Linked DNA regions of Homo sapiens: region 1 is linked to region 2. The links are chromatin loops, found by intact Hi-C in ENCODE. Cell type or tissue: heart right ventricle. All regions are shown on one strand. Links, peaks and the distances in the headings refer to the core of each region. The heading gives the core; the rest is flanking DNA. Region 1 overlaps PHGDH (phosphoglycerate dehydrogenase). Region 2 overlaps NOTCH2 (notch receptor 2).

Region 1 (13,287 bases), core at 5,288-13,287, 200 kb after region 2:
AATCAACATGGGAGCCTGAAGGGTGAGTCCAGTGGTCTGATCTCCATCTGGAGACACCTTCAGAATGCACTGAATTTACCCTGTCCTCATGAGAGGGGAGAAGCTCTATGTACACCAAAAATTATCTTGTGTTTTCTCTGCCTTATATATCTTGGATATTAGCTGCTTTCCTTTTGGCAAGGTTTCCTACACAAAGGCCTGTCCCTGGGGTCTACCAGAAGTCCCTCTTTATGTAGGGTGCCTGGAACCCATTTCTAGTTGCATGAGGTAGACAGGGAGAAGATCGGGATGATAGGCTGTTGTTCTATTTGAAGTGCAGAATATAATATATATATACATATATGTGTGTGTGTGTGTGTGTGTGTGTGTGTGTGTGTGTTTTATTTGATTTCTTTCCCCACAGCCACTCTGCCCAAGAACTGGCTGGCTCCAGGATTGGTGCCTTCTCTTATGGCTCTGGTTTAGCAGCAAGTTTCTTTTCATTTCGAGTATCCCAGGATGCTGCTCCAGGTGAGTGTCATCTTTCTAGTAGGCCTTCCTGACAAGATTCATCTGGTAGAATAACCATCTTCTTCCCCACCATTACTGAGGCTGCCATCTTGACAGAGTTACGTTATTATTAATAGCAAAGTAAATCACTGAAGGGATTTAAGCATGGAGTAAGTTTGTTTAATTTATGTGTTTAAAGCACTTATTTGGCTACTACTTAGAGACTAGATTGAAAAGGAACAAAGCTGGATATGGGGAAACCACTTAGATTGTTCCAGTAACTAGTTCAGGCAAGAGGTAATGGTGGTTTGATTGCAACTGATTAAAGAGAAGTTGATGGATTTGAGATACCTAATAAGAATTTATTGATTATTTTGTGATTGATGTGATTAAGGACATGCATTTAAGTACTATGTGGCATACACCTTGACCAAATCAGTGTGTCTGCCTGCATGTTTTGCTAACAAGTATGCTTGCTTATCATTTCTTGGTATTCTAAGCCACACACACCACACGTTCCTCCAGGGTGTAACCTCCCACAGAACCTGGCTCTCTGTTGAACTCGTGATTGGCAATAGTGATAATGACAATGAAAAAGGTGTAACAATCTTGCTTTTGCTTCCCAGGCTCTCCCCTGGACAAGTTGGTGTCCAGCACATCAGACCTGCCAAAACGCCTAGCCTCCCGAAAGTGTGTGTCTCCTGAGGAGTTCACAGAAATAATGAACCAAAGAGAGCAATTCTACCATAAGGGTAAGAAAAAAGTCAGGAAGAGAGGAAGAGAGACCCCATTCCAGTAGCTGGGAGCCAGGGATTTCTTTGGAAATCTAGAATTTAGTAGTCCAGGGTCAAGACTTTTACGAGATATGGTTGGGAGAAGATTTGCTAGAAGATCTGTTGTCCAAAGGGGCAAGAAGTGGGTGGGGAAACAGAAGATAGAGTTGGGAAGAGGGAGGCAGGATGCAGCTTCCCAGTATAGAATATAGCTAAACACCCAGAATGTGTAGTCCCATGGAAGCCAGAAGTATAGTCTTTGAAAATACCATCTGCAACAGTTGAAAGAGTACAGACTTTAGAGCTAGATATCCAAATCTAACCCTGAGCTGTGCCACTCACTAGCTGTTTATCTTTGGAAAAATGGTTGAACTTTTCTCAGTTGTCTTATTTCTAAAATCATACCGATTTTGCAGGATTTCCAAACAAATTAAATGAATTACTCTATATAAATATGTTATCGACAAATATTACTGTCCCCTCCAAATTGCCCTCTTTCTCCACCAAACATAAAAACAAAAAACAAAATATTGCTCCAAAAGCAACAAATGAAAGGAAAATGAAACCCAAAGGTAATACTAGAGTGATTAGTTGGTGGTTTTAAAACCATAGTAATACACAGTTTTACCATGATTTCTACAGGTTTTATATATATTCTCAAGCAAAACTTGGGATGCATGTTGTTTTGCAGCATGGTCTCAAAAGGAGACAGAATATACGGAATTGGAAATGTTCCAGAAAACCTAGACCTAGTGGTCATTGATCTCTTCTGGACCAGTGGATATGTTATAGCAAAGAAAGACAATGAAAATAAAAATGGAGCAGGGCACAGTGGCTCACGCCTGTAATGCTAGTCCTTTGGGAGGCAGAGGCAGGTGGATCACTTGAGGCCAGGAGTTTGAGACCAGCCTGGCCAACATGGTGAAAACCCATCTCTACTAAAAATATAAAAATTATAAAAATATGAATATAATAAAAAAAATAAAATTATGTAAAAATTAGCCGAGTGTGGTGGCACACACCTCTAATCTCAGCTACTCAGGAGGCTGAGGAGAATTACTTGAACCCAGGAGGCAGAGGATGCAGTGAACTGAGATCACACCACCACACTCTAGCCTGGGTGACACAGAAAGACTCTGTCTCAAAACAAAAAAAAAAAAAAGAAGAAAAGAAAAATAGGACCTCTGAGACAAACGTTAACGGACAAAGCACTGAAATACTGCAATGAATCAGAACCAGAAAATTTAGAGTTTAGAAGGACGTGTCTGTTAGGAAACAGGAAGCTGGGAATTACGTCTCAAAGTAGGAACTATTGGCAAAAGGATGGGATGAAGATTTCAATGGAGGAAGGCTATGTTTACTGTAGGAAAATGTTGTACTCTTATAATAAAAGTCTTAATAGACTTTTATTAAGGCCTTAAGTGCTAGATTCAAGATGGCTGCCCCTCTTGTTCTGTGGGTCCAGTGTTCTATTTGGTGGACTAAGGGTGACCTTGCAGCCCCTTACAGCCCAGCCAAGAGAGCTTCACTGTGAAGGGGCAGACATCTTCATTACTATTTTCTCTTCCAAAAACTCATATAACTCTTTGTGAGTACTGCCTCTTCTCCTCATTCCACAGTGAATTTCTCCCCACCTGGTGACACAAACAGCCTTTTCCCAGGTACTTGGTACCTGGAGCGAGTGGACGAGCAGCATCGCCGAAAGTATGCCCGGCGTCCCGTCTAAAGGTGGTGAGTGAGAGTTTGCAGAGTTGGTGGCATAAAACCCTAATGTCTTCCTCTGAGTAACAACACAGAGAGAGAAGGTGGGGACAGGTGCAGGGAGAAGAAAGTTTAATGGAAGAGGATTGGGGTGACAGGAGAAATGGGAGAATTATCTGTGGAATTTTTAAAAGGAAAAGCAAGTATTCAGAATAGGAATCTTGTAGTTTGGGAACATTAACCAGGCCAGGGAGGGTTCACAGCTTTCAAACTAATCAGAAGTGGGGATTTGTACCATAAAGACCAATTAAAACTCTTGGGGCTCTTTGCCTTGGAAAGGCAAAAGCTGGGGGAGAAACATGTTCTGAAATCTTGAATGTGAAAAATAGGAGCTGGATTTGTTTACCTGATCTGCTGAAGATAGGAAGCTCTCCTAGAAGCTTGACAGATTAGCATTCAGAGCATCCGTTGAGTGAACAGGCTGTGAACCTGAACCTATAGAAATCATTACTCCAGGGGGATGAGATCAACAGATCTGATGAGCAACAGAACAACCAAGATGAACAGCCCCAAAACCTCAGAAATGGTACACACCAATGTGTGGGAGACAGATTCATAAGGAATGGGGCGGTTGAAGATTCTGTTAAAGCCAGATACTTCTGCTGGAGGGAGTTTTAGGCTAAGGGTCATGTAACAATTCTTATATCATGGGATTCCTTCTGGGGAGAAGCAATGAGGTTCAGGAAATTCGTGGACACAAGGATAGGGAGAAGAGAGCAAGGTGAAAGAGGATTGCGGTGACAGGAGAAATGGGAGATATTCTTTATGATCGTTTTTAAAGGAAAGCAAACATTCAAAAATAAGAATCTTATATGAACCCAGGTAGCTGCCTTCAGTTGACCAAATAGGTAGGATAAGCAGAATGATAGAGTGAGAAGAGATTTATTTTACAACCCATAAATTTTAATTAGTGCAGTCTCCATGCTCAAGTTTTTAAGATTTTCCCCTCCTTTTGGTAGATGGAGAGGGAAGAAGAAAAAGGTGTGCCGAGGCAGGGAAGGAGCAGAGGAAGGGAAGGAAGAAGTCAGTGGGTGGCAGAGATGCACAGATACAGCCACCTGAGAGGAAGCAGAGGTGCGGGTGGAGGGGCCCTGGGTTCATTCCTTACCGCTGGGATATTGGCAGGTGCTAGGCTGTTGCAGCCCAGATGTTGTTAGGGCTAGGAGAGGTGGACAAGTGGGCTGAGGGCCGCAGGATGCCTTTGAGAGGACGAGCTCAGTTAGCAGCCCTGAAGACTGTGGTACTGCCCGGGAGCCTGTGTGCATGTTGGAAATACGGTTCTTAAGGGCAGGTCAGTAGCAAAGAGGGGCTGTTAAATGTGTCAACTTAGTTCATTCATCAGAAGAAGAGTGGGAGAAATAGGGAGGGAGGGGGGAAAGGGAGAGAGAGAGGTTGGGGAGAGAGTCAGCGGGAGGGGGAGAGAGAAAGAGAAATTTGGAATTTTTAAAGGAGAATTTCCACGTCAGCCTCCCTCCCTCTCATGGTAGACAAGCTTCTTGCAAGTGCTTAGGCAGAATTATACCTGAAAAAAAAAGCTGGAACTCTTGACCTTTTCTCATGTTGATTATTAATATGAGCAGTGAACTTCCAACAATGAGATTTTAGCAGAAATGAAGGGCTGCTGTCAGTGCAGTGCTCATGGTGGAGCTCTACAGGTCTCTGCAGCGCCCTAGCCTGCCTCTCCTGCTCTCCTATCACAGGCAGATGTGCGACGGGGACCCTGCCTACCCCCAGCCTTGGCTCCAGTAGCATTGGGCACAGATCCCTCAGGTGTCCAGGCTTGGCACAGGGTGCATAGTGGGAGCACCCTCAGGATGCAGTTAGGGGAGCCCCTCTGCACAGCCACACCTCGGGCAAGAAGCAGGTACTGGGGGCAGGGTGCCCAAGAGGAGACCCATGATTGAATGACTTTTTGTTTATTTAAGTTCTGCAGATCCATGGAAAGCTTCCTGGGAAACGTATGCTAGCAGAGCTTCTCCCCGTGAATCATATTTTTAAGATCCCACTCTTAGCTGGTAAATGAATTTGAATCGACATAGTAGCCCCATAAGCATCAGCCCTGTAGAGTGAGGAGCCATCTCTAGCGGGCCCTTCATTCCTCTCCATGCTGCAATCACTGTCCTGGGCTTATGGTGCTATGGACTAGGGGTCCTTTGTGAAAGAGCAAGATGGAGCAATGGAGAGAAGACCTCTTCCTGAATCACTGGACTCCAGAAATGTGCATGCAGATCAGCTGTTGCCTTCAAGATCCAGATAAACTTTCCTGTCATGTGTTAGAACTTTATTATTATTAATATTGTTAAACTTCTGTGCTGTTCCTGTGAATCTCCAAATTTTGTACCTTGTTCTAAGCTAATATATAGCAATTAAAAAGAGAGAAAGAGGAAATGATTCCTGCGTTTCTTGGAACCCAGAATACAAACCCAGCCTAACATGCAGCAAGCCTGCTAGACCTTGTGGGTCAGAGGGCTGGGTCCTTGCCTCACAGGCTGCCTCTGTCCCCTTGCAATTCCATTCTATTTCTGCCACATGCCAAGTGCTATGACAGGTACAAGGCAAATAAGAACGGTAGAACACAGCTTCCCCCAGCCCACTTCCCTGTTCTAAAGACACCACATAGACAGAGAGCAGCAGACAGGGGCCAGCAGGAGCTGTAGTTCAGATCTTCTTGGTCATTCCTTGCCGCTGTTATTTGAACAAATAAACACAGCGCAAAGGTTAACAAGTTTTTGCCTTCTATAGCCAAAAATAAAAAAATAAATAAATTTTGATGCCTGGCAGGAAATTATTCCATTACAGGATCTTTCCCCCTTGGGGGAGGGCACTGCTTCTTCTAGGGTCCTCTTATAAAATAGCAATGGTTCAGGCAGATGGGGATTGAGCTGAGGACGGGAGTGGGAGGAGAGGGAAAGTATCAGGGTGTTGTCATCACTTCCTTTTAGAAAGTTTCCTCAGTCACCCCCATGAGGAAAGGGCACCTTGGAAAAGAGAGAGGATGCTTTCCATTGGCGGGGAGCAGAGCTGGTGGGGGCAGGGGAGGAGGAGGGGAGGAGGAGGAGGAGGAGAAGCAGGGGAGGCTTAAGGCTCCCTTAAGCCTCAGGGAGCGCTTAAGAATGGCCCCACAGGAATGAGAAGCTGGGTCTGTTCCCTTCACTGTTTTGCTCAAGGCTGTTCATGTCACAACAAATCCCAGATAAGCCCCAATTTGCTCAGAGAATCCAGCATTAGCTGACTGCCTTCCCAGGCCTCTCTCAAGGTGCCTGCAAAACTCTACTCATCACACCAGCTGCAGCCGCTGCTTAGCAGCCCCTCTTTGCTACCCTCTTGCTGCCTGCACCTCCTCAGCAAGATGTTTAGGGGCCCTCAACCTGGTTGGCATCCCTAGCAGAACAACATGTGCCTTTCGGTATCTGTGTGCAGGGGAGAAAACCCAGCACTAACCTTAGCTCTGGAGACAAGAGGCCTCGGGCCTGGCCTTCTATCCACACAGAAGCTCACTGTGCAGTGTTGGTGCTGAAACTCTCTCCATCAGCCTCAGTCAGCCTCAGCAACCAGAACTTCCCATACTTCCTGCATCAGAGGCCAGGCCTGTCTCCACTAGGGAGGCATTTGAGCACAAATGGAATGATATTAAACATTCGACAACCAGGTTGTCAAGGGCTGACCAATTGAATGGACACTGCCCACAGCCCACACACCAGCTGGGCATCAGCACTGGCTCCCTCCAACTTCCTTATTCACCAACTTTTATACTGAGCCCGAGGCCTTCCTCTGGCAGCTCTGGGACACTGATGCCTGCCTGCTCTGAACAAAGCCCTCTCCCCCATGTAAGGTCAGCACACGAGGGAATGAGTTGCCAATGGCTCAGTCAACATTTTCACCCTAAAGTCTACAGATACCATACAAATAAAGACTTTCCCTGTGGGCAAAAATTCACACAGGGTGACCTAGGGCAGGAGAGAGGACGGCAGATTGGGCAAGTGTTGGGCTATGATACACTCATTCAAACGGGAATACTCAACATGTGATGTTAAAACTGATGCAAAAGATGGCCCCGCCACTGACCATGAGACAAGCCCAAGCTCTAGGGGGACACACTGATCACAACTTCAGGAGTCAGCACATTGAGGCAGATTCTGTGCGTGGCCCAGCTTTTGCCCTGCCTCCACCCTGAGCTCACAGCCAGCCTTCTGCTGTGTGTGCACAAGAATGAACTTCTACTCTAAAGGGGCAGTGAAGAGATGCCACATGCCACAAAGAACATGAGGGAGTCCATGGCACCCTCCCTGTAGCCCTAGCTGGATTTTTCAAAAATTTCATTGTATATATTTGAGGGATAGAACATGACGTTGTAAGATATATATATGTAGTAAAATGGTTACTGTAACGGAACAAATTAACATATTCATTATTTTACAAAGTTACCCATCCCCCGCCACCATGGCAAGAGCAGCTGCAATCTACTAATTTAGGAAAAATCCTCAGTACAATACACTGTTATTAACTATAGTCCTCAGGTTGTACATCAGATCTTTTGACTTACTCACCCTATGTATTTTCTACTTTACATTCTTTGACCTGTATCTCCCTAGACACCCCCCTCAACTACTTTTCTAGTTCCTATGTCAATATATTTGACCTCTTTTTTGGGGGGGGATTCCACATATAAATGAGTAAGTGCAATAATTTTCTTTTTGTGTCTGGCCTATTTACTTAGTCATCAGGGAAATGCAAATCAAAACCACGGTGAGATACCACCTCACACCTGTTAAGATGGCTATTACCAAAAAGACAAGAGATAGCAAGTGTTGGTAAAGATGTGGAGAAAAGGAGAAACTTTCTAGACTGTTGATGGGAATGTAAATTGATGCAGCTATTATGAAAAATATTACAGAGTTTCCTAAAGAAACCAGCTGAATTTTACAACGAATCCTGCCCTTTAAGTTTGGGAGAGGTCATGTGGACAGCCATGGGAGACGTGATACGATAAGATCGTCCCATGCCCTCTTTCATGACCCAGTCTAGGAAGATATTTTGAGATGCTCAAGTAATCTGCGTTTCTAGTACTGTTCCGAAGACCTTAGTGCACAGAACATGATTTGTTTAGGGGCTTATGAGGAAGGAGGCTGAGAGGCTAAACATTGAGCTCAATTTTTAACTGAATTTTTAACTTCATAAATTTCAGCCTGTTTTTCTATCCATCAGTGCACTCAAGTGACCTCAGTGGATGCCATGTGAGGCACAGGTATATTTCCAGTTGGAGAGAATGGGTTGTCTGATGTCAGGACACCCAGTGTCTAGATCTGGCTGAACATAATTGCAATGAGGTCATGTTGAGAACTATTTGGTTCATGGGGTTGGTTCTATGTAAAGAATTGAGACCTGCCTGTCTGCTCTCAGACTAACATAGGATGAAGAAACCAACATTCACCAAGTGCTCCTGGCACTTCCCGTAAGTCACTGTTTAATCCAGTAAATTCTCATTGCAGTTCTGTGAGAGGCACCATTAGCCCTCCCACAGATGAGGAAACAAAGGTCTAGGATAATTAAACACTGAGTTCCCAGTCAGACAGCTGTCCAGAGTTGACCATGACATTCACAACCAGGCCCATTCCCTTCAAGGTGAGCTACAGCAAGGCCAACCCCTCTGAGTTCACTGCAGACACTAACACAGCCCTTACTGCTGGAGTTCTTATTGATGCTTAGCTCCATCACAAAACTAAGGAGGCCAGAGTGCTGGACTCGCCCCTGCCAGTGCCAAGCAGCTGCCCTGTGTCAAGCCTTCTTAGCCAGGCCAGGAATCTCAGAAACAGACACTACTGGGCACACAGTAAGAATGGATCATCCCTTATTAATGGGGAAAAAAATTCCCTGAAGTGAATCTTTTGGGTAGAGTGCCGTTCAGCTGTATTTTGCATGAAAATCATCTTTCAAAAAAAAGTGACATGTTCACCAACCCACACTGACCTTGCTTTGTGAACTTGCCAAATAGTCTCATACCCCCATAATTTTACACTTTCTTTCCCTTATGAAATCCTTCTAAACATCTCCTGAGACACCAATATCCTCAGCTCAAATTACTTCCTCCTTTGGACTCTAGAGAATTTCCTATACACCTCTGTTGTAGCATCACTCACTGCTTCCAGTCACCTCTGCATGCTCTGTCCCTCCCACCAGACTTCTATGGAAAAAGGGTCAGGTTTGAATTCTCCTCTTAAAGTAAAGCACCTAGCCCAGTGCCTGGTACATAATGCTGGGCTTGTGTGTTGAATCTTACTTATTAACGTGCATGTATATTCCCAGATGGAAGGGGTCTGAAATACCGTAGCACTGTGAAATACATTGAGCTTTGCTCCTGTAAAAGTGCCTCTGAGTAACCTTCGGCAGACAAGAGAGGGATCACCTTCAAAGAACTCAACCAAGCCATTTGCTCATCCCCATCTTCCCCCACACCCGCTCCGCTCCCGCAGTCTAAACCAAACCCTACGTCTGCCTTTGGACGCCCTCTGGTGGCGCTTTAGGATAATGACCACACAAAAGTGCAGAAGGAGTTGGGGGTAGGCTCTTTATTAGACGGTTATTGCTGTACTACAGGGTCAGAGTGCAGTGTAAGCAGTGTCAGAGGCCCGCGTTCAGCCCAAGAATGTGGATTTTCTCTCCCTATTGATCACAGTGGGTGGGTTTCTTCAGAAAAGCCCCAGAGGCAGGGACCAGTGAGCTCCAAGGTTAGAAGTGGAACTGGAAGGCTTCAGTCACATGCTGCTTCCACGCTTCCAGGCTGGGCAGCAAGGAGGAGATGCCCATGACGTGCCAGGTCTCCCCATCTGACACCAGTGAAGTCTGGTAGGACAGCAGCCGCACGCCTGCCTCTGCCAGGAGGCCTGGAAATAGAAGAAACTCCTGGTTGGCACAGGGGATAGGGGAAAAAGGAGCGAGGGATTGGGAGCAGAATCAGAAGTTCAAAGCTTTTGTGATCAAAGGTGCAATGAGCGGATGATGGTCTCAGAATCAAAGAGCTGAGATGGGAGAGCAACAGGGCATCTGCTCAGCTTCCATGGATATTCCTGACTCTCTGGGAACACCATGACCATCAGCTGTAGCTCTTGACTTTCTGATTGCCAGTTTTATCCAGCCAACAGCAAGGGAGAAAAGCAGGGAAGTTCCCTTGGGCAGCCAGAAAGAATGGTGAAATTAGGCCCTTCAGGGTTTGAAGGCACACCCTCCGCCAAACATGGACGTGTGCCAAAACCCCTAGCAGCCCAAGCCCCAGCTGACTGGGGCAGGTCCAAGACGCCTACCATGGCTGGAGGCTTTGTAGGTTTTGCTGCAGCTGGGCTGGCCACCAGGGACAGCCACAGGGCCAGCAGGTAGGAGTAAGAAACCTGCACTCAATGTCCCTGAGCTCCTGGGCTATGGCTCCACAAGCTGGTCCAGTGTACCTAACATGGCAAGCTGAGGATCCACAGCTGGGCAGGAATAGAGGCTATGGCCCCACCCCTGCCATGCTGCTCTGTGACCCTGGATAAGGCACTTTCCCTCTTTGAACTGAGTATCCACTCCCTGAAGGTTCTGAAAACTGGCATCAGACCCTCTGTATGGTGCAGATCCAGAGACACCCTGGGACATGAAGAGGGGCTAAAGGAAGGTGGGTAGAGTTCAATTCCAGGGCAGACCCCACCCCAGCCTCAAGGACACCAGCCAGCCCTACAGGGCCCTCCTCACCAATCATGGTAGGCAGCATTGCAGGGTCAGAGGTCTGAGTCCGGAATAGGAGCAGGGGCAGGTCCCTGCGGAGAGGCACTTCTGGCCTGAAGACAGCTCCATTGAGCCCCTGCAGTACAGGCGTAGTGCCTTGGACCAAGCCCACAGCCTGGTAAGGGGCGCCTGCCAGGGCCACGGCCAGGAGGCATTCCCCGAAGCCTTGCTCCCCTGGTGCAGCAGGGCTGTGGGAGGTGGTGACCTGTGTGGAGAAGGCAAGGTGACTGTTACACCTCCTGGCTGCACCACGTCCACCCTCCTCTCTTGGCCAAATCACCCATTGGTAGGATGTAGGGCTCCAGCCTGGATAATGTGCTCAGTAATTCAGGACCAGAAGGGAGAGGGCAAATGGGCCAAGCTGTGTGCCCTTCGGCATCAGCTTCCTGGAACAGCCAATGATCTCCTTAAAGGGAGGGCAAAGAGATCTGCCAGGCACAGGCGAAGGCTTGGAGGAAAACAGGGAGGAAAGAAAAGCAGGGAGGCAGGGCTGTGAGGAGACTCCACTCTGGCCCCTCCTGCTCTGACACAGCCTCCTGCACGGCATCAGTGGCATGACTGGCATGCAGGAGTGGAGGGGAGCAGAGGGGTGAGGACATGGCAGCTCTACTGCCTATCCCTTCTGCCAGCTCCCACTGGCTGAGCAACAGGCTTTGAAACAGACTTTGATCTAAACAGGGAACCAGAGGGGAAGGCGCCAACGGGAAGCCGTGCAAGGCAGCAGGGCTCCTAGAGCTTGCAAGTGAATCAAGAACCCGGGTGCTACGGCATGAGGAGCCCTGAGGGGAGTTAGGCAGAGTCAAACATGGCCTGGCAGCCATGTCGGGCAGAGTCAAACACACTAGCTCGTCATTTTCTTTGGCTGTGAAATGGGGACACTTCTACTGCCTCCATTCCCACAGCACTCATACACAAAGCAGTGCCATTAGCAACACTCGGGGCCAGGCAGTATCTTCATTTTGCAGTTGAAGAAACTGCAGCTACCCCTCACAGGTAGACAGGCCGATGCAAGGCTGGGACCTAGGCCTCCGCTCAGAGAACGGGCTCTGGAAATGTGGGGGAGAAGACTAGTGCTGACAGGGATGGGGAGGCAGCGTGGGGGAGAGGGGCGCACATTGAGGCCAGCCTCTTTCACCAGCAGCTTAGCGTTCACCAAGTTCACATCCGCCTGCTTGGAAGCCTCTTTCAGGAGGCCGACAATGACTGCGGGGCTTAGGCAGTTCCCAGCATTCTTCAGGGATGTTCCTGGGGACAGAGAGAAGCTACCATGAGGTCACTGTTTGTTGAGCACTACAGGAGGGGGCAGGAAGCCACTGGCACCTAGCTCTGGACTATGGGCTCCTCGCTGCCCTGGGGACCCCAAAGGCAGCTTGCTCCAGGCAGGTCCACTCGCCCTTCAGTGGGCTCAGAAGAGGCATAATCTGGGCCCAAGCCAGGAAACCCAGGATGTTTTAACCACCCTGAGAAACTCCTCTCCAAAACTCAGCTCAACTCCACTCCGCTCCCCAACCCTGCACCTGGCTTGGCCATCCTGGCCTACCTATTATTCTCCCAGGGGACACAGGAAAATTCCCTACTCTTACCCCTTCCTGGCACTCAGAGCCTTGCCAGCCTCAGGAAATCAAAGCAGAAAGAAGTAACCGAAGCAACTGCTGCCCAGCTCCCTGCCTTGTTTCCTTCGGCGCTTGGACACCCAGGCCAGTGGGACCCCCTGGCTCTGCCCTTCCCTGGTATTGTCAATGCCTAGGGTTTAGCTGCCCTCTCCCTGCAATCTCTGCCCAACTGTGAGACACCCAAGAGTCCATGGGGAAAGATACACGTCTACAGGGTTAAGGAAACTGGAGCCCTCCTTGGTCACTCAACCACATCCGCACAGTACTGGATCCACTGCAAAGGTGGCCACAGCCCACTCAGCAGCCCGAGGGGTGGTCAGAGGGCACTGTTCTCATTCCCACTCCACGGCTGAGCAAACTCTCTCTCGAGGGCTGTCAGACGGCCCAAGGTACCACCTTAGTAAGTTACAGAGCACAAAGTGTCCTCACCGCTCCTGGCTCATCTGCCCCTAACTCTCACTTTACAAGTGAAGAATCCAAGCCTCAGAAGGGAGAGTCACACAGCAGGGAAGAGACAGGGCCAAAAACCAGAATCCAGCATCCTGTTGCTTAATTAGGGCCTCCCTCCAGCCATCCTACGACCTCTCGCATGAAACTCTCTCTCTCGTAGAGGTTTCTCTTGCACCCAAAATATCTAGGTCTTAAAAATGCTACATAAACATGATTTATGAATATTCAGTACATCTTTCCAACGACTTTTTTTAACCCCTCCCTTTACCACCCTCCCACCAGTAGTAAGGGAGCTATACTCAGGGCAGGGTCCAAGGCACCCTCACTGCCTCTCACTAACCCTGTGTCCTGCAGCAAATACACCCAGCAGGGCAGATCCCACACTCCCTCATCCCCTCCTCCCCCTCCCTCTGCAAGGTCCCCAGCTCACCCTGTGTTATCACCTG
Region 2 (16,019 bases), core at 6,764-14,763:
TGTATGGATGGCATTAATCGCTACAGTTGTGTCTGCTCACCAGGATTCACAGGTAAAGCTCCTTTTACTGCAAGGCCCCTCCTTCAGCCCTATCACTTTGGGAATATAGCATCCAAAGGAATATTGCTTTTCAAGTGTTTCCTATTTCTTTGTCACTCTGGAGGGTTAGTAGTCTGTTTCTCTGCTTCTCTAGATCAGTTTTCTGTTCACAGACCTTTTCTAAACTGAAACATACTTTTCATTAATTAGAGTTTTTCGATTATGTGTTTATTTGCTGCCAGAAAATAATTCCTAGACAGACCATAAATTGCCTTTGCTTTGCTTGAGTTACATTGCTTCCAAAGCTATGTTTATTGATTACAGGTAGTAGTCAAGGCCTTCCGTAAAGACATATTCAAGGTAAAATCTTATGAAAATACTGAATGCTTGCTTCTGGGTACCTCCTCTTTGACATACTCAAGGTAGAATTCTGTGAAAATACTGAATGCTTATTTCTGGGTACTTCGTCTTCTGAAATATTGTTGGATGAGGTCAGAGCTTGGGGAGACCACCCTAATTTGGGTAGCATGAGAGAGATCTTTCTGCCCAGGAGGAAGAAAGTAAATGGCTAGAAGAATTTTGAATATAACTTCTCTTAAAGTATGAACAGCCTAGGCATTTACACATACACACATGTGCGTGTACATGCACACGCACACACAGACACACACACACACACACACACACACATCTTCTCTCTCTTTACTTGTCAATATTACCTTTATCTTTTACCCTCCTGATCAAAAAGTGCTAGAGGCTACTACTGCAGAAACCTGAGGCCCCTCACTGACACACCTGAGTTTCTTCTTGGCATCATCAGAAGGCACACACTGTACATTCTGTTCTTCCTGGACAGTGACACACAGAAGCAGCCACTAACATGTTACCCTTTAATAATTTCCATGTGGTTGTTTGTACTCGAATGTGAGAAACACCCTTCAGAGTTTTTGATAGAGTCTGCAGAAAGCAGCCAGAGCAAAGTGAAGTGAATGTCCACCATTCATTTGCCAAGAATGTACTTTGTTCTCTATTTCACAAGAATTTCTCCTATTTGGTATGATTGTGGACATTAGAAAGGAAAGTTTGCACCCAAATGGGTCACAGTGATCCCTGTTCAGTGAAAGATCACTGAGAAGCAAAATCTGATGAAAACTGTCATACCCAATGCCCAGTGCTGCTGTAGTAGCCTGATGTTCTGCATCCTGAAACTTGTTACTCCAAGATCAAGTGGCAGTCGAGTGAATACACAAAAATCCCTGCTAGATAGGATAATAGGTACATTGTTGATAAGTGGGTAATACAAAGAGAATAGGTAACATTTATGAAGAACTAATTTTGAGCTAGGCACTAAATTGTCAATTGTCACCGACGTTGAGAATACCTACAGAATAAGAAACCCAGAACACAGAGATGTTAAGTAATGTTACCAGTGCACAGCAGCCAGAATTACATCCCAGGCAATCTGACCCCTGAGCCCATGCTCATTCCCACTACACTGGACATCCTGATTAGGGGCCTGTTGTGTGTGTGTGTGTGTGTGTGTGTGTGTGTGTGTGTGTGTGTGTGTGTGTGTGTTTATATAAGGCTTCTACTGGACTCATTTTTTTCAGAATGCCAATGAATCATATTCTTTCTCTTTTTAATATTCAGCAAACCAGGAAGGCCAAGAAGGGAGAACATAGGCTAAAAATATTCTAAAATAAACCTAAGGTGTAGCATGAAACCTTATAAGCAAGAAATGGAATGTTTTGGTTACTAGGTGGTCCCCTGTTCATGGAACTGTTGCCTATGTCTGAGATGATTTTTTTAATCAGCTGCTAAAAACATTAGAGATGACTGTGGTATATACTCATGAGTGGTAAATGTGAGGAGTTTTATTCTTGCTCTTGTTTTATTTTAATATATTTTTCCCATATCATTCTAATAATAGCTTTGACAGCTTTAAAGGGGATTTTTTTGTTTTAATACTAAGTTATCTGTTCTCTTAGAACCTTTTTAAATGGGGGAATGTAAGGAATTATGTGATACTTCTATAAACTGCTTTTCAGTTTTACAAAGCACCTTCATGCCCATTATCTTCCTGAATTCTCATAACAATCCAGAAAGGAAGTTCTACTATACCCGTTTAACAAATAAGGCAACTGAGAGACAGACCTTGATGTATATACTCATGGCCTCTGCCAGTGAGTTGCATAGTGAGGACTGTGAGTTCCCAGAAGGCAGAGACCTCGTTTAATCATCTTTATAGCAAGTGTCTAAAGCAATGTCTGGCACGTAGGAAACGCTTAGTGAATGTTGCTGAATGAACGAATGAATGGGACTCAAATATAGCGCTTTTGCTAGCTAATGCCAGACTCTGAAGTGTGGACTATACCATGTTTTCATTTATTAAACACCAATTTATTGAGTGCCTAAGTCAGAAGAAACACTGGGTAACTTCTCATTTTAGTTACCTAGCCCAAAAAATTTCTTGGCCTTCCACTGGACTTTCCTCATGCTCAGTGGAAACTCCTTGAGGGTAGGACCTTCCTGATGGAACAGCTGTCAATCAACATAGTGGACTGCATTTAATGCTTTCAGATAAAGATGGCTTGAAAATTTATTCTGCAAAGAATAAATTTAAAAGCAAATAAAGAAAACTTGGGAGGAGTGGCTTCTGAGGAGACGCTTCCAAGAAAAGACCAAAAATGAAGAAACCTTTTTCCTGTTATCCTTCACTATATTACGGGCCGAGGCTAACTGTGTGGTTGAAGAGCTCTGGTTCATATTTTGGTGCCACTGACAAACAGCTCAAAGAATCAGTGGTTGAGGCCAAGGAAATAGTATTTAAAAATAAGCTATTAATAAAACACTTAAGAGGAAAACAGCAGCCACTTCCAGATTATGGGTTTTTACCACAAGAACCACCAATGATGGTTTAGAGAGCAATGGAGGGTGAAAAAATGTGAATACTCATACTTCATAGGAGTGGGTATCTGTTTCATTTGGAATGTCCTATTCTAAATACAGGATTGCTCTTTCTTAAATGAGAAAAATGCATGTTTTCAAAATCAGAATCAGAACATTGTGTTCTTTGAAATATATAAATTCATAGCAGTTGCTTGATGCCACTCATTTATAGAATTATAGGTAATTTTAACATTTCATATCATTTTGGAATATATAGTTAAATCTCAGTTACTCAAAATGTAACAAATGGAAACACTTGTATAACTGACCCGTATTACTTTATTCAGCCTAAGAAATATCAAGGTTATAGCAGACATCTTTTTAAAGAGCAATCTTGGCTATGTCTTGGAGGAGCAACATATTCACTTCAATTTCACTTACTCCCAGTATCCACATTGTATGATGATGATAAGTAATAATTGTCTAGAACAGAATTTCTCAAAATCTAGTTTTTACACCACCTACATTTAAAAAAATATGGTTTGCTAGATTCTATTCATCACAATCTATGGTGATAGGGCCTAGGAATCTCCACTTAAAATAACAACTTAAAGTGATGATTTTGCACATTAAAGTTTAAGAACCATAGGTCTGCAGTGACAGACTGCATTATTTTCTCTAATATCAGAAGACAACAAAATTATACTTTGAGACTCTACTTCCTGAGGTCAAAAAAAATGGATTAATAGACTCTAAGAATGAAAACAAAATAACCTTTCTTTACAATCAATTTAATTATTGAATTAAGTTACTAGCCCATTCATTAAGCATTCCAGTTAATTTGGATTTACCATAAATAGAAATGTAAGAGGCTGAGAAAATGAATTTGTGCTAAACCGGCACAAAGCATGTTAATGAATGCTTCTTTGAGTTGTACTCAGGGCAGCATTAAGAAGAGAAGCCTTCTTTGGTAACATTTGACATTCTCTTCTTAGAACCTTGTGAAGTTTCCCCATTTCTGAGTTGAAAGAAAATGCCAAATTGCTATAACACTTTTCCAGCCTTTTGTTAACTTTCCTTGATTATCAAAAGTCAATGCTCTTTGCTCCTTTGCATGGCATTAAGTGTTATTGGGTGTCTAATTCCTTACATCTTGACATTTGGTGCCTCAAGGCACCTTATGGCCTGAGCAGATGAAGGATGTCAACATAACGTGTCTTATAGTTCTGGGTCTATTTCCTAAGCATTTAGGATGTGACTAACACTGTCCCCCTTCTCCACAGGGCAGAGATGTAACATTGACATTGATGAGTGTGCCTCCAATCCCTGTCGCAAGGGTGCAACATGTATCAACGGTGTGAATGGTTTCCGCTGTATATGCCCCGAGGGACCCCATCACCCCAGCTGCTACTCACAGGTGAACGAATGCCTGAGCAATCCCTGCATCCATGGAAACTGTACTGGAGGTCTCAGTGGGTGAGTAGCTGCCCCATGTGATAGTTTCTTATTGACCTGTGTTAAGCCAGTTGGCTTGTAGTACTGGTGACAGCCTGAAGTTGTCAAATGGGGCTTTGAGCTGAAACTTTGCTGAAGATTTGGTAGTCTGCATCAAAGCCTTCTGAATTACCATTTAATCCATGGAAGCTGGCCCCTCCCTTCCATAAGTGAGGACCTAGATGGAACATAAGGAGGAATGTCTCCCTTATATGGGTCATTAGCAAGGACCTCATGGGAGGAACCCATACTCATTGTATGAATCTTTGGCAGTTATGTTTTTAGTATGTATTACTGGAATGATTTCTGAAGAATGTTCTAGCTTTTGATTTTTTTTCCCCTGCTTAAACATAGCTCAGCTCTGTTCTGTCACAGTGCCAGTGTGTGCTCTGAAGTAGGGCCGCTTCAGCCAACTTTAGAAATGTCCCTGATAAAACATTTGCAATTTTTAAGCCCCACAGACTTGTGTGATGTGTTAGTGATTTTCTAGAATCATAGAGTGACCTTAGGTCTCACGAGACGCTCTTATACTCTTGCTGCATTTGCCATAGGATATGGCTTTGGACATTTTCCTTTGCCAAACTTTGAAAGATGAAAGGATAAAGAGTGTTTAGTGGCAAATAGTAAATAAAGTTATTTAAAAATTAATTAACTCAGTATTGGTGTTTCAGAGTATAGCAGCCTTCAAGGCACCCTTATCCATCTCTCATTTTCTTAAAATTCTCCCGATAAGAAAGCTATCATTTCCTGATATCACATTCTAAGTGTTAGTGATGTTCAAATTGGAGATTATATTTACAATTCAAATACCTTCATTCCTGTGCCTTTTCCTGCAGAATACCCTAGGTGCTTTCTGAAGCCAAGTGTTAGGTCAAGACAAAGCATGACTTAGATATGAAATATCCCAGGAGCATCTTAGAGTGGCTCAGGGTCCCTGACAGTGACCTAGGTATCTATTTGGCACCAAAAACTAATGATCTTAATGTTTGCTTTACTTTAGTTTTATGTATAATAACATACATTGTGCAGATTTATCCATGATATTGTTTCCTTCAGAGTGGCCCAATATATTGTAGAAACCATTGTTTACATAAGAAATTTCATTATAATTTCACTAACTTAGTGAGCCAGGAAAGCACCAAGAAGGTTTCTTTACTGGATACACCTGATAGGGCCACATGGTACACACCATGTGCAAGGTGATGCAAGGATAGTTCCATGAAAGTAGAAATGAGATCAGTTTACCCCATTTCTTCACCAAGTCCTGTATTTCACTCTATGACTCAATCATACGTTTATACCTCCTATAGTAAAAAGTTTTGTCTTCTTTCAGATATAAGTGTCTCTGTGATGCAGGCTGGGTTGGCATCAACTGTGAAGTGGACAAAAATGAATGCCTTTCGAATCCATGCCAGAATGGAGGAACTTGTGACAATCTGGTGAATGGATACAGGTGTACTTGCAAGAAGGGCTTTAAAGGTGAAAACAAAAGTACATCTTTCTGCGTCTGCTCTTTGTCTTCTTGTTGTTGCATACTGCTTGACTCACTTCTTAGTTTCCTTTTCTCTTTTTCATTCATTCGTGTAACAAACATATTGAGCAATTAGACTTGTAAGGCACTTGGGGAATAAAAACATGAATAGATACAATTTCTACCTTCAGCCTAGCAGAGAGGTGACCTATTGAAATAGTAATTTTTTTTTTTTTTGACACAGAGTTTTGCTCTTGTTGCCCAGGCTGGAGTGCAATGGTGCGTGATCTTGGCTCACTGCAAGCTCTACCTCCCGGGTTCAAGCCATTCTCCTGCCTCAGCCTCCCTAGTAGTTGGGATTACAGGCATATGCCACCACACCCGGCTAATTTTGTATTTTTAGTAGAGACGGGGTTTCTCCATGTTGGTTAGGCTGGTCATGAACTCCTGACCTCAGGTGATCTGCCCACCTCGGCCTCTCAAAGTGCTGGGATTACAGGCGTGAGCCACCGCACCCAGCCTGAAATGGTAATATTTAAGATGAGCAGTTAAGACTCCAGTTTTACAGCATTGGCCAAGTGTCTAATTATAAGCTTCCTGGTCCAGGTTTGAGTCTATGATAGTTCAAATAGATATATGGAAGTAGAATGAAAATATTATGCTTACTATAATTAAGATAGTAGTAATATCAAGGAAGAATCCACATGTTCAGAACTCTTTCAACAAACTTTTTAACACATTGAGATATTCTTAGTTATTTAGTCATCTTTGGTCTACACCGGAGGTCCTCAACCCTCAGGCTACAGACCAGTACCTGTGTGTGGCCTGTTAGGAACCAGGCCACACAGCAGGAGGTGAGCAGCCAGTGAGGGAGCAAAGCTTCATCTGTATTTATAGCCACTCCCCGTCACTCACATTACCGCCTGAGCTCTGTCTCTGTCAGATCAGTGGTGGCCTTAGATTCTCATAGGACTGCGAACCCTATTGTGAACTCCACATGTGAAGGATGTAGATTGTGCGCTCCTTATAAGAATCTAGTGCCTGATGATCTGTCACTGTCTCCCATCACCTCCAGATGGGACTGTCTAGTGGCAGGAAAACAAGCTCAGGGCTCCCACCAATTCTACATTATAGTAAGTTGTAAAACTACTTCATTGTATATTACAGTGTAATATTATAATAATAAAAGTAAAGTGCACAATAAATGGGATGTGCTTGAATCATCATCCTAAAATCATCCCCCCAACCCCGGATCATGGAAAAATTGTCTTCCACGAAACCAATCCCTGGTGCCAAAAATGCTGAGGGACTGCTGGCCTACCCAACAAATGGATAGTCATGGGAATTGTGTAAAATCTGCTTCTGAGTTATCACTGTTATATTTCTACCATCAGTTTTCTCTTGGAAACTCACAAAAGAGAGCCGTGTGGGTAAATCATTATATTTGCACTCATCTGTCTATTTATTCATTGATTTCCTCACTCAAATATTGTGCTATGCTATTGTGATACATCAGCATGTTTTAGAGCCACTTTATTTGATTACTTGAAACATTTCTGAGACTGTATTTCAGCCATTAATTTTCTGATATATTGTATTACATTGGCAAAGAAACTTGTAGATTTCAAAACACTTTTATTTCTTTATCTTCTGAGACTTGCTTATCAGTGAACAAAATAAAATTCAAAAGGTAAAATCCCAAATTATATGCCCAGTGGGCAGCAGAATACTCCTTGAACCCATACCTCTGCATTCCTAGACCATGTTTTCTTTTCCACAGTGCCATAGTTTCTCTACTTTAAGGCTCTGTGCCAGGCCCTATTGGAGATGCAAAGGTGTGCAGTATTTGGGTACTGTGCTATCTCCACTAATTTTTTATTCCTTTTATCCTTTTCTTAGTGGGAGAAGGTTTCATGCCTTGAATCAGGAGAAAACAGCTTTGTAACTTCAGGAAGTACCACATGGGTGGTAGACATGGTGCCTATGAAAAAATGGGCATAAACCAGAGGCTTTGATTAATGTATTCAAAAACATCATCCCTTTTCCTGACCAGAAATGTTATATACAAAGAGCTTATGTTTATCATGCAACAAGCTATTGGCTGGGTGCGATGGCTCACACCTGTAATCCCAGCATTTTGGGAGGGTAAGGTGGGAGGATCACTTGGCCACAGAAATTGGAGACCAGCCTAGGCAACATAACGAGACCTCATCTCTACAAGAAATTTAAAAAATCAAGTGGGCATGATGGCATGCACCTGTGGTTCTAGCTACTCAGGAGGCTGAGGTGGGAGGATTGCTGAGCCCGAGAGGTCGAGGCTGCAGTGAGCCATGATTACACAACTGCACTCCAGCCTGAATGACAAGAGTGAGACCCCCTGTCTCAAAAATAAATAAATAATAAATAGATCCTGCAACAAGCTTTTGAACCAAGAACTTCATTATTGAGAAGTTATTTGTAGTTGGAGGGGCATTAGGCTTTCAGATCATTAGAATAGACTGTTTTTCCATTCATCTTTTCAACTAATTGCTGTCATTTACTGACTGTATTTCAGGGACATGGGGCTGAAATGAATGAACAGGTATTTCAGTGGCCTGAAGAAATGAATGCAATTTCTGATGTGTTCAGTTTTTACCCCTAAAGAGAATTGGTTAGAAATTGATGAGGCTGTCAGAAAGTTTTACTGTTTTTGGTTTTTTCCTTTTGTCTACAGGCTATAACTGCCAGGTGAATATTGATGAATGTGCCTCAAATCCATGCCTGAACCAAGGAACCTGCTTTGATGACATAAGTGGCTACACTTGCCACTGTGTGCTGCCATACACAGGTGGGTCCTGGAGGTACCAGCAGGGACCAGAGGGGATACTTGACCTTGCTTTGTCAGTGCCTGAGTCTCAGTGCCCAGGTCTGTGGGGCTGTAATGCTCCTCCGAGGGCTCACTCCTCAGTTGTCCTTCCTGCCTTTACTGACTGGATCTTGAGCTTTGAGGAAACATTGTGGCCTCCTAAGATGCAAGTGGTGGACAGTCATTTGCCTACATTGTACTTTAGTATTTGAAAGAAATTTTTTTTTAATTGTATGTGGCTGGAACCAGGCACATAGATGATGGTTGTCTATCATTTGAATGTTTCCAGGACATTAGCTATTTGTCTTAGTTTCAATAATACAGCTACCACTTATTGGTAATTTACTATGTGCCAGACACTTTTTGTACTTTGGATTATTTAATGTATTCCTCAATAATTCTACAATGTAGAAGTTCCTATTGCCATTTTACACATGAGGAGGCTGAGGCAAAGGGAGCTTGCTTGCTCAAGGTCATATAGGTAAGTAGTACATCTAGGATTTACCTGTAGGTCTCTTTGAATCTGAAGCTTTTCCTCTTAATGGCCTTTTTACTTCCCACATTCAGTACCGCTACATCTCACTCAGAGGTGTCACCCCTTCGATGGCTGTTACAACTGAGAAGACGTGAGTGTGACTGCATGTCACATAGCTGTTCTTTGTTTCAGTTGTTATGTTTGGAGTGTGCTTGGGACATTTATTCTTTGTTTTCTACTGGCTTATTATCGCCTTCTTGTGATTGGTTATATTTCTATGGCTTGTTTATCTCCTCTTCATCTATTTTTCTCATTCAGAGGGAACAAAACACAAACATAGACAATAACTTTGCCTGTTTCATCAGGTTGCGGCATGCAGTCAGGAGCATGGCTGAGTTATTACTTCCCTGGAGTCTTGAGCTGTTAATAGCAGCTGTTAATAGTGACTCTAAGTTGTGTAGAGTAGCAGAATAGCCATAGCATGACTGTGTTACCTGAAAGACTTGATAGCACATTGTTACTTTTTCCCCTCTAGAAGAAATAGTAGGCCAGGCACGGTGGCTCACCCTGTAATCCCAGCACTTTGGGAGGCCGAGGCAGGCGGATCACGAGGTCAGGAGATCACAGCCATCCTGGCTAACATGGTGAAACCCCGTCTCTACTAAAAATATAAAAAATTAGCCGGGCGTCGTGGTGGGTGCCTGTAGTCCCAGCTACTCGGGAGGCGGAGGCAGGAGAATGGCATGAACCTGGGAGGTGGAGGTTGCAGTGAGCCGAGATCGCATCACTGCACTCCAGCCTGAGAGTCAGAGTGAGACTCCGTCTCAAAAAAAAAAAAAAAAAAAAAGAAATAGTAGTGTAGGGAAACTACATTTAACAGGCCTAGTTCATAAAATCACAGTTGTAGGAGGTCCCTAACTATCTTGCCCAAGGTTACACAGTTAACAATATCAGAGCCAATGCTGGAAAGATCATGGGCTTCTCCATTTTCAAAGCCTCTTAATCAGGACTTTTGACTTGAATTCAGAGAACATCCTTGGGATAAGGAAAATTTTCGTTTTCTTACCTGTTTATCTGTCATAAACTCTGTCATTTACTTTCTAGGCAAGAATTGTCAGACAGTATTGGCTCCCTGTTCCCCAAACCCTTGTGAGAATGCTGCTGTTTGCAAAGAGTCACCAAATTTTGAGAGTTATACTTGCTTGTGTGCTCCTGGCTGGCAAGGTAAGAACATGGGTGTGGAGAAGCCAAGAACATGCATTCTGACTTTAAACAAAGTGGTCAGGTTATCAGATCATATGGAAGGCCCTGCTGGTCTTATGAGGCCTGTCCATCTTGTCAAGAGCACACAGGTTTTGCAAAGGAGCTGCTACTTGAAATGGCTTAGAAAGCCTTTCCATTGTCCTTGTCTTCGGGGCCCCCTAGCGGCTGGAAGGCTGCAACCTAAGCCTCACAAGCCATGATGTTCATTCTTCAGGGAGTTTAAGCACCTTGGCAGCAACTTCCTAGGCCACAGAAGTCTTCCTGGAACTTCCTAAAGCAGGGGGCCAACCAGTTTGTCTGTGGAATAGCTCCATGCACCCCAACTAAGCTCAGGTCCTGCGTAGATTTTTGTGGGAATCAGCTTCCAAGGACTAGGTCATTTATTGGCCCTGTGTTCCTAGGTCAGCGGTGTACCATTGACATTGACGAGTGTATCTCCAAGCCCTGCATGAACCATGGTCTCTGCCATAACACCCAGGGCAGCTACATGTGTGAATGTCCACCAGGCTTCAGTGGTATGGACTGTGAGGAGGACATTGATGACTGCCTTGCCAGTGAGTATGCCAGTCAGCTCTTAAGCCCCCAGAGGAGAGGAAAACACACAGGGAGCAGAGGAGAGCCCAGTGGAGGCTGCCGCCTTTCACGCCTGACATTGGGCATACCGGTCATTTATCCAGCATATTTAACAGTAGTGTTTTAACTCTTTCTTTTGAAGCTAGTGTCCTTGGGAATTGAGGCAGTGGAATATATTTTAAGCATTCCCTTTAATTTGTGAACATTGAAAATGTGAGGACAATGCTATGATAGTGTTTTTTAAAAAACAGATTTATTGAGGTATAATTAAGGTACATTAAACTGCAAATATTTTCAGTGTACAATTTGGCACATTTTGACATATAGTAAGTGAAACTATCACCCAAAATAATAAACATATTTGTCACCCTAAAACTATCTTCATCCCATTGCAATTTAACCTTCTCTCTTTCTTGCCTGTGGAGTCACAGTTTTACCTTCTGTCACTATAGATTATTAGTTGGCAGATTTTATCATTTTATATAAATGCAGTTAGATAAGCATAAGTCAGGAGAGGTTCTGACTTGTTTTAATGAACATAGTATTTGAGATCCGTCCATGTTGTTTATATCAATAGTACATTCTAGTTTATTGTTCTGCAGTATTCCATTGTATGGACATATTACAGTTCATTGGTTGATGGCCATTTGGGTGTTTTCCAATTTGGGGATATTACAAATGAAGTTGCTATGAATGAGTCTTTGTGTGGACATATGGTTTTAGTTCTCTTGAGTAAATACCTAGGAGTAGAATCGGTGAATCATGTCGTAAGTGTATGTTTCACTTTTTAAGAAATTGCCAGAATGTTTTCCAAGGTGGTTGTACTATTTTCATTCTCACCAGAATTGTATGAAAGTTCTGTTTGAACCATATGCTCACAAACTCTTGGTGATATCATTTAAATTTAGCTCTTCTAGTGGGTGTAGAGTGGTATTTCATTGTGATTTTAATTTGTATTATTCTCTCTGCCAATGATGTTAAGCATCATTTCGTGTGCTTTGCCCATCTGCCTATCTTCGTTGGTGAAATGTCTATTTAAATTTTTTGCCCATTTGAAATAATTAGGTTGTCTTCTTGAGTTGAAAGAGTTCTTTGTATTTTTAAATAAGAATTCTTTGACAGGTATTTGCTTCCCAATGATTTCCCTCCAATTTATAGCTTCTCTTTTGATTTTCTTTTGAAGAGGAAAATGTTAACATTGATGAAATTCAGTGTATGCATGTTTTTCCTTTATAGTTCATGCTTCATGTATCTTGTTTAACAAATCTTCACCTAATCCAAATTTGAGGTTTATCTACTGTGGTTTCTTCTAAAAGTTGTGTAATTTTAGCTCTTACATTTTGGCCTATGATTTGTTTTGAGTTAATTTTTACATATTGTGTGACTTAAAAGTCAAGTTTAATTTTGTTTTCTTACTGTACTAAACTAACTTCTTATTAGTTGTAGGTTCGTAGGTTAGCCTCTAGATAGTTTAGATTCTTAGGATTTTCTACAGATACAATCATCCTGTCTATAAATAACCCTTATGCCTTTTAATTTCTTTTCAACCCTGTATGCCTTTTATTTATTTTAGTATTATTGTACTAAGATCTTCAATAAATACAGAATAGAAGTGGTGAGAGAAGCCTTACCTTGTTTTTGATCCTAGGGGAAAAGTATGTAGTCTTTTACCATTAAGTGAGATGTTACCTATAGGTTTTCATAAAGGCCCTTTATCAAATTGAGAGACCTTGTACTTCTGGTTTTTAAGAGGTCTTTTTGTATTTTTATAATGAATGAATGTTGATTTTTTGGTGTGCAATTGATTTCTCTACATCTGTTGACATGGTGATATTATTTTTTGGTCTTTTAATGTAAGTAAATTGTCATCAACTTTATTTAACATTTTGCAAATGTTAAAAGCTAATCTTAAATTTATGGGCTATATTCCACTTGGTCATTATGTGTTATTCCTTTTATGTATTATTGGATTTGATTTGCCAAAATGTTGTTAAGGATTTCTATATCTGTGTTCATGAAGGATATTGTTCTCCAGGTTTCTTGGACTACCATTGTCTGGTTGTGATAAGAGGGCAATGCTGTCCTCATAGAACATATCAGGAAGTGTTTTTCTTTCTACTTTCTGGGAGAGTTTGTGTAGAACTGGTGTGTTTTCTTCCAAATATATAGACATGGAACCTTCTTTCTGGGAAAGTTTTTAACTACAAGTTTGGTTTTCCTAATACATATAAGTGCCATATGGGCTATCTGTTTTTAATTGAGCTTTGGTAATATCTGTCTTTCAAAGAATTAGTCCAATTCACCTGTTTTGTCAAATTTGTTGACATAACATCAATTTGTTTTATAACATTTCCTTACTGTGCTTTAATAGTCTATTAGATCTGTGATGGTTTCCTTCTCTTGTTTCTACTATTGGTAATTTGTCTCTTCTTTCTTTGAAAGGGAAGAATGTCTGTTTTGCAGATTTTTTTCATACAGTGTTCTATAAATGTTATTAATTCAAATTGGATAGGGTAGTGTTATTCAGGTCTTTTATGTCCTCTATGACTTTCTGTCTACTTATTATTCATAGAATATAATAAGGAGGCTTTCTGTTTACTTCTTATTCAAGAGTATTGAAATCTTTTACTATCATTGTATATTCATCTGTTTCTCTAGTAATTCTATTTGTTTTGGCTTAATGAATTTTGAAACTCTAATCTTAAGTGCATAAACATTTAGGGTTCTTATGTCCTTTTGAGGAATTGACCCATTTATCATTTTGAAATGGCCTTTTTAAACTCTTGTCATATTTCTCTCTCTGAAGTCTACTTTGCCTGATACTGATATAGCTACTCTAGCTTTATTTTATTATTAGAGTGTGTTTTTAAAAATCCTTTTACTTCTGGCCTGTTTCTCTAAAATGGGTTTCTTGTAGAGAGCGTATATTGGGTCTTGTCTTTTTTTCTCCAGTATGATGGTGTCTATCTTTTAATTCAGGTATTTAGACTGTTTAAATTTAATGTAGTTTTTATATGGCTGGCTTCAAAATATGCCATCTTGCTGTTTGCTTTATCTTTGTTCTTCTGTGTATTGTTTCCATTTTCCTTTTTCTGACATCTTTTGAAATAATTGAGTATTTTTATGATTACATTTTATCTACATACATAAATTTCAAAACTTTATCTATATTCACTACCATATTGGTTACATATTTTTTAGTAGTTATTGTAGGGTTTACTGGTGTGCAGCTTTAACTTATTATAATGTACCTTCAATCGTACCACTTCATATAGAGGAGAAGAGCTGTACACTCACATTTACATTCCTCCTGGCCTCTCTTCTATTGTTGTTATAAAATGTATATAGCATTAAACCCATCAAATATGTAATTAAAAGGTCAATTTTTTTCAAGATATTTGAAAAATAATTTAAAAGTCTTTAAGTTACCTACGTATTTTCAAGTCTTATTGGTCTTTATTCTTTTATGTAGATTTGTGTTTCCATCAGGTATCATTTTCCTTCTGTCTGAAAAAATCCCTTGAATATTTTGTGTAGTCTTTGTCTCCTGGTGATGAAGTCTTTCTGTTTTTGTGTGTCAGAAAGGTTTTTATTTTGCTTTAGTTTTCAAAGATATTTTCACAGGGAGGAGAATTCTAAATTGACTTTCTCTTTCAGCACTTTAAAGCTATCCTATTATCTTCTTCCTTGCATTATTTCTGAGGAGAAATCTGCTGTTATTCCACAATTCTTTTATCTGTTCCTTCATATATAATTCTCTCTCCTGTGGCTGCTTTTAAGATATCCTCTTTCCACTGATTTTTACCAACTTGATTATAATGCCTGTTGGTGTGGTGGTCTTTTTTTTTTTTTTTTTTTTTTAGACTGAGTCTCGCTCTGTCGCCCAGGCTGGAGTGCAGTGGCGTGAACTTGGCTCAATGCAAGCTCCGCCTCCTGGGTTTGCGCCATTCTTCTGCCTCAGCCTGCCAAGTAGCTGGGACTACAGGTGCCCGCCACCACGCCCGGCTGATTTTTTGTATTTTTAGTAGAGATGGGGTTTCACCGTGTTAGCCAGGGTGGTCTTGATCTCCTGATCTTGTTATCCGTCCACCTGGACCTCCCAAAGTGCTGGGATTACAGCGTGAGCCACCATGCCTAGCCTGGTGTAGTGTTCTTTATGTTTCTTCTGTTTGGAGTTTACTGATATTTTTGGTTATGGGTCCAAGTCTGGAAAATATTTTAACCATTATTTGGTAAATATTTAGCCATTATTTTTTTCAAAAGTTTTTGCGTCTCCCTTTTATAATGTTCATTATGCATTTATTAGGCTGCAAGGTTGATTTATTTATTTTTCAGTGTTTTTTCCACTTAGTGTTTTATTTTGGATTATTTTACTATTTGAAGTTATTTTGTTATACTTTCAAGTTTACTAATTGTTTCCTCTATAGTTTCTCGTTTACTGTTCATCTCATTTAGTATATTTTTCCCTCAGATATTATGTTTTTATATGTGGAAGTTTAATTCAAGTCTTTCTTTTAACGTTACCTCCCTCTTTGTCATGTTCATGCTTTTATTTCCTTCTTGAATATATTGAGTATCGTTGTTTTCTAGTTGATAATAATTGACCATATTTTATTGTCCTTACCTACTTTTCTACCATATGAGAAATTCCTGAGTATGTTTCTGTTCATATTTTTTCTACTCATTTTGAATGTATTTCCTGCTTCTTTGCCTGCCTGGTAACTTTTTACTGGATGCTAGACATCCATCTTACATTGTTCCATGCTGAATTTTTTTAAAAATCTTTTTTAAAAAAACATTTTTGAGCTTTGTTCAAATATTCAATTATTTGGACATAGTTCAATCCTTCAGAGTCTTACTTCAAGGTTTGTTAATTGGTTCCAAAATAGTCTTTAGTTGAGGGCTAATATGGCTCACTACTACAACAGGGGTCCCTCAGGACTCTACTTACTGCCACGTGGTTTTTTTCA

What was found. Hi-C counts contacts between places; a loop is a spot of excess contacts. Peaks named below come from ENCODE experiments on the same cell type or tissue, not always from the same donor. Only the 100,000 strongest peaks of a DNase experiment are listed, where the experiment ranks them.
Region 1: it touches region 2 in a loop (4-fold over the local background); 9 of 110 quality-filtered maps call a loop at or near these places.

The regions. Positions count from the first base shown.
Region 1 is chr1:119,740,503-119,753,789 of GRCh38, reverse strand. PHGDH (phosphoglycerate dehydrogenase) reads right to left here. Exons shown (of 12, transcript NM_006623.4): 9 at 13,272-13,287; 10 at 11,893-12,023; 11 at 10,746-10,983; 12 at 9,575-9,904. The coding sequence ends at 9,750. It overlaps HMGCS2 (3-hydroxy-3-methylglutaryl-CoA synthase 2), which reads left to right. Exons shown (of 10, transcript NM_005518.4): 7 at 404-510; 8 at 1,116-1,241; 9 at 2,882-2,993; 10 at 4,949-5,788. The coding sequence ends at 2,988. Among named protein-coding and RNA genes, the nearest start is that of HMGCS2, 22 kb to the left of the region's middle. In heart right ventricle, for the core only: a CTCF peak has its summit at 9,524 (motif pointing left); a DNase peak (open chromatin) is centred at 9,517; H3K27ac peaks cover 1,750 bases.
Region 2 is chr1:119,943,425-119,959,443 of GRCh38, reverse strand. NOTCH2 (notch receptor 2) reads left to right here. Exons shown (of 34, transcript NM_024408.4): 12 at 1-52; 13 at 4,212-4,404; 14 at 5,756-5,901; 15 at 8,607-8,720; 16 at 10,318-10,437; 17 at 10,878-11,030. Among named protein-coding and RNA genes, the nearest start is that of ADAM30, 55 kb to the right of the region's middle. RefSeq lists an enhancer at 10,484-10,778. In heart right ventricle, for the core only: a CTCF peak has its summit at 10,633 (motif pointing left); a DNase peak (open chromatin) is centred at 10,633; H3K27ac peaks cover 857 bases.